Regions from separate parts of the Mus musculus genome. Here region 1 is linked to region 2. A link is a loop called in an ENCODE intact Hi-C map of the cell type or tissue named here. Cell type or tissue: gastrocnemius. All regions are shown on one strand.

The links. A loop is a pair of places that touch in the nucleus more often than their neighbours do. Peaks named below come from ENCODE experiments on the same cell type or tissue, not always from the same donor. Only the 100,000 strongest peaks of a DNase experiment are listed, where the experiment ranks them.
Region 1: it touches region 2 in a loop (3-fold over the local background); 1 of 42 quality-filtered maps calls a loop at or near these places.

The regions. Positions count from the first base shown.
Region 1 is chr11:79,701,411-79,705,410 of GRCm38, reverse strand. Gm11205 (a long non-coding RNA gene) reads right to left here and starts at 841. Exons shown (of 2, transcript XR_880034.1): 1 at 745-841; 2 at 397-623. n-TTcgt3 (a tRNA gene) reads right to left here and starts at 761; the gene lies at 690-761. In gastrocnemius, a CTCF peak has its summit at 1,866; DNase peaks (open chromatin) are centred at 1,703, 2,370, 2,572, 3,458 and 1 more place; H3K4me3 peaks cover 3,893 bases; H3K27ac peaks cover 4,000 bases.
Region 2 is chr11:79,840,796-79,844,795 of GRCm38, reverse strand. No RefSeq gene overlaps it. Among named protein-coding and RNA genes, the nearest start is that of 9130204K15Rik, 46 kb to the right of the region's middle. In gastrocnemius, no CTCF peak of the experiment used is centred here; no DNase peak of the experiment used is centred here; H3K4me3 peaks cover 102 bases; H3K27ac peaks cover 3,457 bases.

The DNA.
Region 1 (4,000 bases), 140 kb after region 2:
CTCAAGGTTTTACTCTTGCGCTTGGGAGTCAGAAGTGGATGGACAGTTCAAAGGCAGCCCGGTCTACATAGGGAGCACCAGGATGGTTAAAGCTACATTGCCATGTGGTTAGACACTGTCTCCAAAACAAAAACATCCATCCAAACAAACAAACAAGAAAACAACGAAAAATTGCTACCCTTTAGTATAGTTTTGAAGAGAGAAGCTAGTTGGTGGTAAGCCAACCTCAGTAATCCCGGCAGGACACAGGAGACCATATCCTAAAACAACAAAAAAATGGGATCAGGAATCTGAAGCACTGGACGTCCTGTCACATGATATCTGGCTGTTTACCTTACAAAAGACTTGGAAGTGTCACAAATATGTGGGTCCTGATATAAAACGTCAAGGCTGTGAAAGGTGTGGGCGCCTGGGGGAGGGGAGGACAGTTGGCTGAGCAGGGGAAAGCGGCGACACGCACGCACGTTGTAGGGAAGGAAAGTTCACAGAGAAGGCTTGCCTTCGTCGCGGGATCCAGACCGGAGTTGAAGGGTAGAGGATGCAGGGAGTTCAGCAGCTGTGCGGGGCCTCTGGAAAGAGTTACAGTGCTCTGGCCACGAACCGGTAGAGGAGGGGCTGAACTCCTGAACAAAAACAAAAACAAACAAACAAAAGGGAGCTGAAAACAAGAAAATATCTCTTCCAAACGCAGGCACGGACGGGGTTCGAACCCGCGATCTTCGGTTTACGAGACCGACGCCTTACCACTTGGCCACCGCGCCTGACAGCCGAGCGGCTGGTGGAAGCTCTCAGTGGAGGGGAGGTGGTGCGGGTGGGGAGGCGGACAAGCCCCGCCCCTCGCTCAGGCCCCGCCCCCGCGCAAAGCCCGCCCACCGAGCGGCTCTGACTGACGGGTCCCGGCCTCCTTCCGCCCGGCGTCAGCTTAGCGGACAGTGCTGCGGGCGGGCGGGCGGAAGCCCTGAGGACACGGGAAAGCTTTGGCGGCCGCGGAGCCATCCTCTCCCCGCCCCGCTCGGGCCTCACACAGCCGGGAGAGGCCTCAGAGCTGTGCGTGAGGCCCGGCATGAGCGTGAGAGCGGGGAACCAGCTTGTGGACGGCGGGGACCCGGCACGGCGCGGAGGCCCGGGAGAATAACGGAGGCCAAGAGGGCGAGGCAGGAGGGCGAAACTACCGAGACGGAGGGCGGTCATCGGAGGGAGACGGGGATTGAGGGACAGACGGGACTTTAATTCGCTTTAGGTTTAGTTCTAGGCGAGGGATGGGTGAGGGGTTGGGGCGCTTCTCCCACTGTCTCCTCGGTCCTCCATTTCGTCGACGTTTACGTCGTCAGGTATTTACTGGAGACAGACTCCCAGGCTGACGTCAGACTCTCAACTCAGGATCCTTACTCCTCCATCTCCCAAGGGTTGGGATTTCAGGCGTGGGCCATGGCCCGTTTTACCGGATGCTGGAGATCGAACCCAGGATTTCGTGCGTGCTGAACTAACGTAACAGAGCTACAATCCTAGTTCCTAGATCTAGTATTTAAATTTGTAATTAAAAAAAAAAAAGTCTTTAAAGTTTTAGTAAGGAAATTAGGTCTCTGAATCCTATGGCCATGGCATCTGTTCCAGGAGAGAGGAGAGGGTGGCCCTCCCCATGGTGCAGGGCTGTGATGCCAACCGGGCAGTCAAAGGTCCCACTCACCAGCCTTCTTAAGTGCACTCCTGTAAGTAGGATAGCACAGCCTGGCGAAGGAAACGCCCTCCAGAGGGCTTGTGCTATTATTGCCCGACATGCTATAACTAGTAAGTATTTATCATTCTGCCTGCATGTATGCCTAACAGACTTAGAAGGTGGCCCCAGATCTCATTACAGATGGTTGTGAGCCACCATGTGGTTGCTGAGAATCGTACTCAGGACCTCAGGAAGAGCAGCCAGTGTGCTCTTATCCTCTAAGATATCTTCTCCAGCCCCCAGAACTTTTTTTTTTAATGTAAAATTGGGGAGATTTGTAAAACTTAAGGATATCTTTATGGATGTATGTTAAAAACACAACTTTTATTATAACTTTGTTTAGTTTACATAGTGTTAACTGGACATAAGTACCTTGTACACCACAGCACTACAGATTTTTTTGTTTCTTGTTTTTGTTTTTTCACTGTGGGGACTGGACTGAACTCTGGGTCTCCTGGACGGTAGACAAGGACCCCACCACCAACCTTTACCCCAGCACCCTCCCCCCAACTCTCTCTAAGAGGTTGTTTAGAATGTTACTTTATGCGTGTGAGTGCTTCACTTGCAGCTATGTATGTGCACCAAGTGTATGCCTGGTGCCAGCCGAGGTCAGAGGAGGGCATGGGATCCCCTGAAACTAGTAATGGGTGGTTGTGAGCCCCCCCCCCCACACTCACACTTTGGGTGAGTGCCCGGAAATAAACTCAGGTCCTCTCTATGAGGAATAAGTATTTTTCTCCAATTCTTTCTACTTTCTGTTCTGAGCCAGGGTCTTGCTGAGTTGCCCAAACTGGTACTCTTTAGCCCCAGGACTTGGGATCCAGTCTGAACTGAAACCCAGCCCCTTAGACACCATATCCCTTCTCCACGGGTCTCTGGCAACCATCATTCTTTCTGCTTTTCAGAGGCTGACAACCTTAGACCCTTCATGTCTAAGGAATGATGCAGCGTGTCTGATGGGGACCAACTTACTTCAGCCCCTCAGCTTCCATTTTGTAACTGCAGAAGGATGTGCTGGCTTTGTTCTCTCACAGCTTAGGCCACATTCTCTTTACCTGTCACTGCCTGGTAGACTTTTTTGGTTGTCAATAATACTCCAATGAGAAGAGTGGCAAGTTCATGTGAGATACACACCCAGAAGCAGCAATGTGGGTTTAATTTTATTTTTACATTTTTGTTTATTTTGAGACAGGGTGGGTCTCTCTTTGAAGTCCTGGCTAGCCCACTACTTGTGATTTGTAGAACAGAATGGTGAGGTAGGCCTCCCTTTGTCTTCCAAATGCTGGGCCTGAAGGTGTGCGTCCGTGTGTGTGTGTGTGTGTGTGTGTGTGTGTGTGTGTGTGTGTGTGTCTTTTTTTAAATGGGATCTGCAGTTTCCATAATGGCTCCATTGTTTGGAATTCCCACCACAGCACACAAGCAGCTCTATGCCCCTGTATCATTTTCTTGGCTGTGAATAGTGGCCGTCCTCACTGTGCTGATTACTGGCGTGACATCTTTTCCTGGGCTTGCCGGCCATTTGTGTGTCTTTGGAGAAATGTCTTCTCGTGTCCTTTTAAAATTGGCTTATTTGTTCTTTTTGTTTGTTGCAGCTTAAAACATGGTTACTAGCTTCCTTTTAACCTGTGCTCAGTGAATTTTTGTATATGAAGCAAGGGAAGGATCCAGTCTAGCTAGCCTTCAAGGGATACAGCAGGGAGGTGAGCCAGACACAGCCTGTAGCTGAACTCAGACTGGGAAAACCATAAGCCATTCTCTCTGCGGACCACAGAGGTCATAGAGCTACCCTGCTGGGGACAGTCACATACAGATCCGGTGCCTTTCCAGGTTTGAGGTTGGGTTCTTCGTGGAGTAGATAAGACTGCCGAGCTGCTGGGTGCAAACAATCAAAGCCATGTCCAGCGTCCCTACTGCTACTATTGAATTTCAGTTTCTTCGTCCACAAAATAGGTGTCAGCCATTAACTGTGGCCCTGCATGAATCAAAAATAGATCAGGGAGCTGGGCATGGCAGCCTTTAATCCTAGCACTCTGAGACTGAGGCAAGAGGATCAGGAATTCAAGACCAGTAAGGGCTATCTGAGACTCTGGAGAAATGGAAACAGCCTAGAGATGGTTCAGTGAGGACAGGTACTCGATGCCAGGCCTGAGTCCACAGTGGAAAGAACCACCTTCCGCAAGCTTCTGGGCCTCCACAGACACTGCATGGCATGTACGCCCCTGCACATGCACATACACATATATAAAATTGTAATTTAAAGGCCGCTTCAGTTTTCATTGCTAA
Region 2 (4,000 bases):
ACCAAGGCAGGCACAGGACTGTGTTGGCTCAGCATCTAAGCCGGTTCTGGTCCTCACTTTGCTGAAGTAACTGGACTTCTGCCTGGCTCCAGATCCAAGGCTGCCCTTGGTATGTGGATGCCTTCTTGCCTGAATTCCTCGTTAAATAACTGTCCCTGGCCCAAGTTGGAAACTCTGCTTGCTTCTGCAAGTTTTCCTGGTCAGGAGTCTTAGCCCAGCGTCTAGAGTTCTGCTACTTGTCAGCGTCTGAGCTGCTTAGATGTCTCAGGTGTCCTCTGGATCTCTCTAGAAGCTACTCAGGACAGACTCCAGCCTCAGAAAGCTTGCTGTGGCCCCTGCAGGCTGCTGATCTTGTGCCTTTTCATTGTCTATATGTGGTTTGGGAATATTTTCCTCCTTCTAGGGAGGGCCAGGGCTGCTCACTGGCACCATCAGGGTGAGAGTTAGGAGAAGAGAGTTCCTATCTCAGGAGGACGCCCAGAGGTCCCCCGAGGAGAGAGTTATAGCAGTGTCTATAAATGCTCATCTGAATGCAGCGGAACATGCACTGACTTCTCAGCTAGAATTTTTAGCAGCCTAAGGGAAGAACTTGAAAGTGAATTGATTTAAATAAAGTCTACCTGGGAAGTCCGTGTGCATCTAGCTCCAAGCATGACTCATTGTATCAGCTGAAGTAGCATCGCAGGGATACAGTGCCATGCAGCCTTCAGTCTGGTACCCTTTGGGTTCCCTCTTGGTCAAGCGTGCTCATGGTCACAAAATGGTTTCAAGAGCTCTGGGAACGATATCCCTTCCATTTTTTTTTTTTTAAGATTTATTTATTATTATATCTAAGTACACTGTAGTTGTCTTCAGATGCACCAGAAGAGGGCGTCAGATCTCATTACGGATGGTTGTGAGCCACCATGTGGTTGCTGGGATTTGAACTCAAGACCTTCGGAAGAGCAGTAGGTGCTCTTAACCACTGAGCCATCTCTCCAGCCCCCCCTTCCATTTTTAAATTCCTTTTTCTTTTCAGAAGACAAAGAGAAAGATCAACCTCCCTAATTATATAATCAGAACTCTCAGAATTGAGGTTTGTTAGCCCTGAGAGTGGCCTGACTGGGCTCATCACCCTTCCCTGGAAACAACTGCGAAGGCCAGGGAAATGTGGTATGTGGCTTGGTTAAGGGTTGGGTCACAAGAATCAACCTTGGATTGGGGGTGGGGGTGGGGAGAGAATTAACTCCAACCAAGCCCATACAGTCGGGAATGGGCAAAGGATGTTTTTAAGGATGTTGAAGGGCTTTGCTAGCAGGAGCAGGAAGGTTTGGAGGCAGGAAGGAGACTCACAGATTCAAGTTCACCTTTGTTGAAGAGTGAACTTGGGGTGTTGCAGTTTAATACTCAGCAGAATGCCAGGATCACAGAGTCAAGGGACGACATCAGGATCAGTGGATAGAGAGGAAAAAGTACTGATAGTTGTCTTGACCTTAGAGACTGCACTCTGACAGGTCAGACTGGCTCAAAGAACCAGGGCCAGAGCCAGGGCCAGGCAGACATTGGCTCTACTCCCTCTCTCTCAGCCCTGGCTCCAGGCAGGCCAGTCAGCACCAGGTCATCTAGCCCGGGTTTCAGTGCCTCTCAGGTCACCCAGTTACCACAGGTACCTCCCCCAGGCCTGGGCTGACAACTGGATTCCCTCACTACAGTGTTTACTCTTTTGGCAGTAAAAACACTGAGCAGAACATTCACTGCCACTTGGGACAATCACTCCTTCAACCGTCTTTGGGGCTTGCTGCTTTGGTTATCCTCTGTGCTTAAATGTAGCTTGTCAGCCCCATGTAGGTAGGGTACTGTGGCTTGAATTGAGCCTCAGAGAAAAGAATGGGGCCAGAGGTGCGTTTGGATGGTCCCTACCATCAGAAGGCATAACCAGTAGAAAGCCAATTGCAGGATCTAAAGCTGAGGCCGCTTCCACCTGCCAGCTAATATTCTGCTATTTTTGTGGTCTTGCTCCTAATGATCAGAGTCACCACAGCATGTAGCCTCCTCAATCAGGAAGTCTCTCAATCAGGAAGAATTCAAGGGAAATAATGTGATGTGTTTTCTTTTAGGTTTTGTTTTTGTTTTTATCATGGAAGGGAAAAATTAAGATCAAACGAGTCCCTCTCATCACCCCTTCTTTTGTTCCTGTATTTCTCCCCTCCCCCTTCTGCGGGGAGCCTCACCAGCCTTCCTTCTTCCATCGTGAAGAAGTGTTTGATTCTCCTTTTGGAGGAGGAGGAGGAGGAGGAAGAGGAGGAGGAGGAGGAGGAAGAGAAGGGAGAAACATTGGTCACTCAGAAGTGGCTGGCAAACTATGCCTGCCTCTTCACTTCCTCTGGGGTGGATTCATTTAAAAGTAACAGTTTCCCAAGTGGCTGCCAAACCCACAGCACCAGGAAGGGGGTGGGGGAGAGGCGAGGATCTGGAAGGACAAGCTGGAGCCAGACTATGTGGGCAGGGAGTGGGCTACCTCCTGGACACCATCCCCTGAGAGCATCCTCCAGGCTAAAGGGGAATCTGTCTGAACTGGTGTGTTCAGGCCCCCCGCAAGCAGCCAGGAATGAGTTGGAGGTTCCCTCTCTCCCTCTCTCTGTTCTAGTCCTCAGAACTCCTCTGTTTTCTTCATCCTTCAGAGCAATTTCTTTCCCCAAGAACTCCCCGTAGCTGTCAACCCAGTGGGTCCTGGATCTTCCCTTTGCTCTCTCCAGACACACACAGGCTCTGGTCCTGAATAGATCTGACTCAAGCTCTCCATCCACTTCCTGGCAGGCTGAACCATCACTTCTTCATAGGCAACAGAGTAAGTGGATGTTTACGGAGTTCTGAGAGCAATGTGGTCAGTCCCATCCCTACTGCCTCTTTGGTAGCCTGGAGCTCATATTTTATGGGAACATCCCCACCTGACTTTGATCCATGCGTGACCCTTTAGGTAGTGGTGTTCTGCTCCCAGCTTCAGGAGGAGACCTTGCGGTCCAACTGGAAGCTAACAGGACACCTCAGGGTTTCACTTCCTTGACTGATACATGAGTAGAGAGCACAGAGGCCGGTCCAAACTCAGTTCTCCTGTAGAAGATGCTGGACACAGATGCTTGTCTCTTTTGGCTAGATTCTATCTGGGTATGGCCATAGCAGTTGGACACGAAAATTGTGTCTGAGAAAAGCCACCCTAAGCGGGATGGAGCTGAGCTTCAGAAGTGGATACCTACCCCAGCCCATGTTGGGCTGCTATCCCCTGCGGAGTGAGCCTTACCCAGCTTCCTCCTTCTCTCTGCCCAGTCTTTCCTGGCTGTTAGGGCATACAAGTCATCTCTGAGAGCTTGCTCACTGAACCAGCAACCATTGTTGGCTCCATGGAGCAGGCTACCACTGATGCCTAGTAAGTCAATTTCCAGTAGCCTGTGCGCCTGTGGTTTTCAATAAGCCACACAGGGCTTTCTGGAACACTGAGTCTCCTTGATGTCGGCCTCTGTGGACCACTGAAGGAAAGAACCCACAGTTCCTGCTTATCTTCCTGGGACCATTCTCTGAAAAGATTTTGATTTGTTTGGACATGTGGCCCACAGAAGGCAAGGAGGGCCCTGGGGGTAGTGTTGGCTTTGGATTCTAACCTTACTGCTGTCCCGACATCAGTGTAGCCACAGGTCATCTGCATCCCATTACTTTCTATTTCTTTGCTATGATGAGACTACACTATTTCCTAAATGGACCTGGGATTATTGAAATAGCTGGCACAGAGGTACTAGGTAGGTGTCCTATCTCACTCACCCTCCCAGGGCTGGTGGAGGCAGGCGTAATACAGACTTGGGGATTCTATCCACACACTGGGGTTTAGAGGACCTGGGGGTGGTTGGCATCCCCAGCTGGTTCTAGTTAATGGTACCAACTTAGAACCTTCCCTACCAAGGGGACCCAAGTTTCTAGAAAATGTCTGATTTAGCCAATTTATTTATTGAAAAATTACATTTTATTTGGT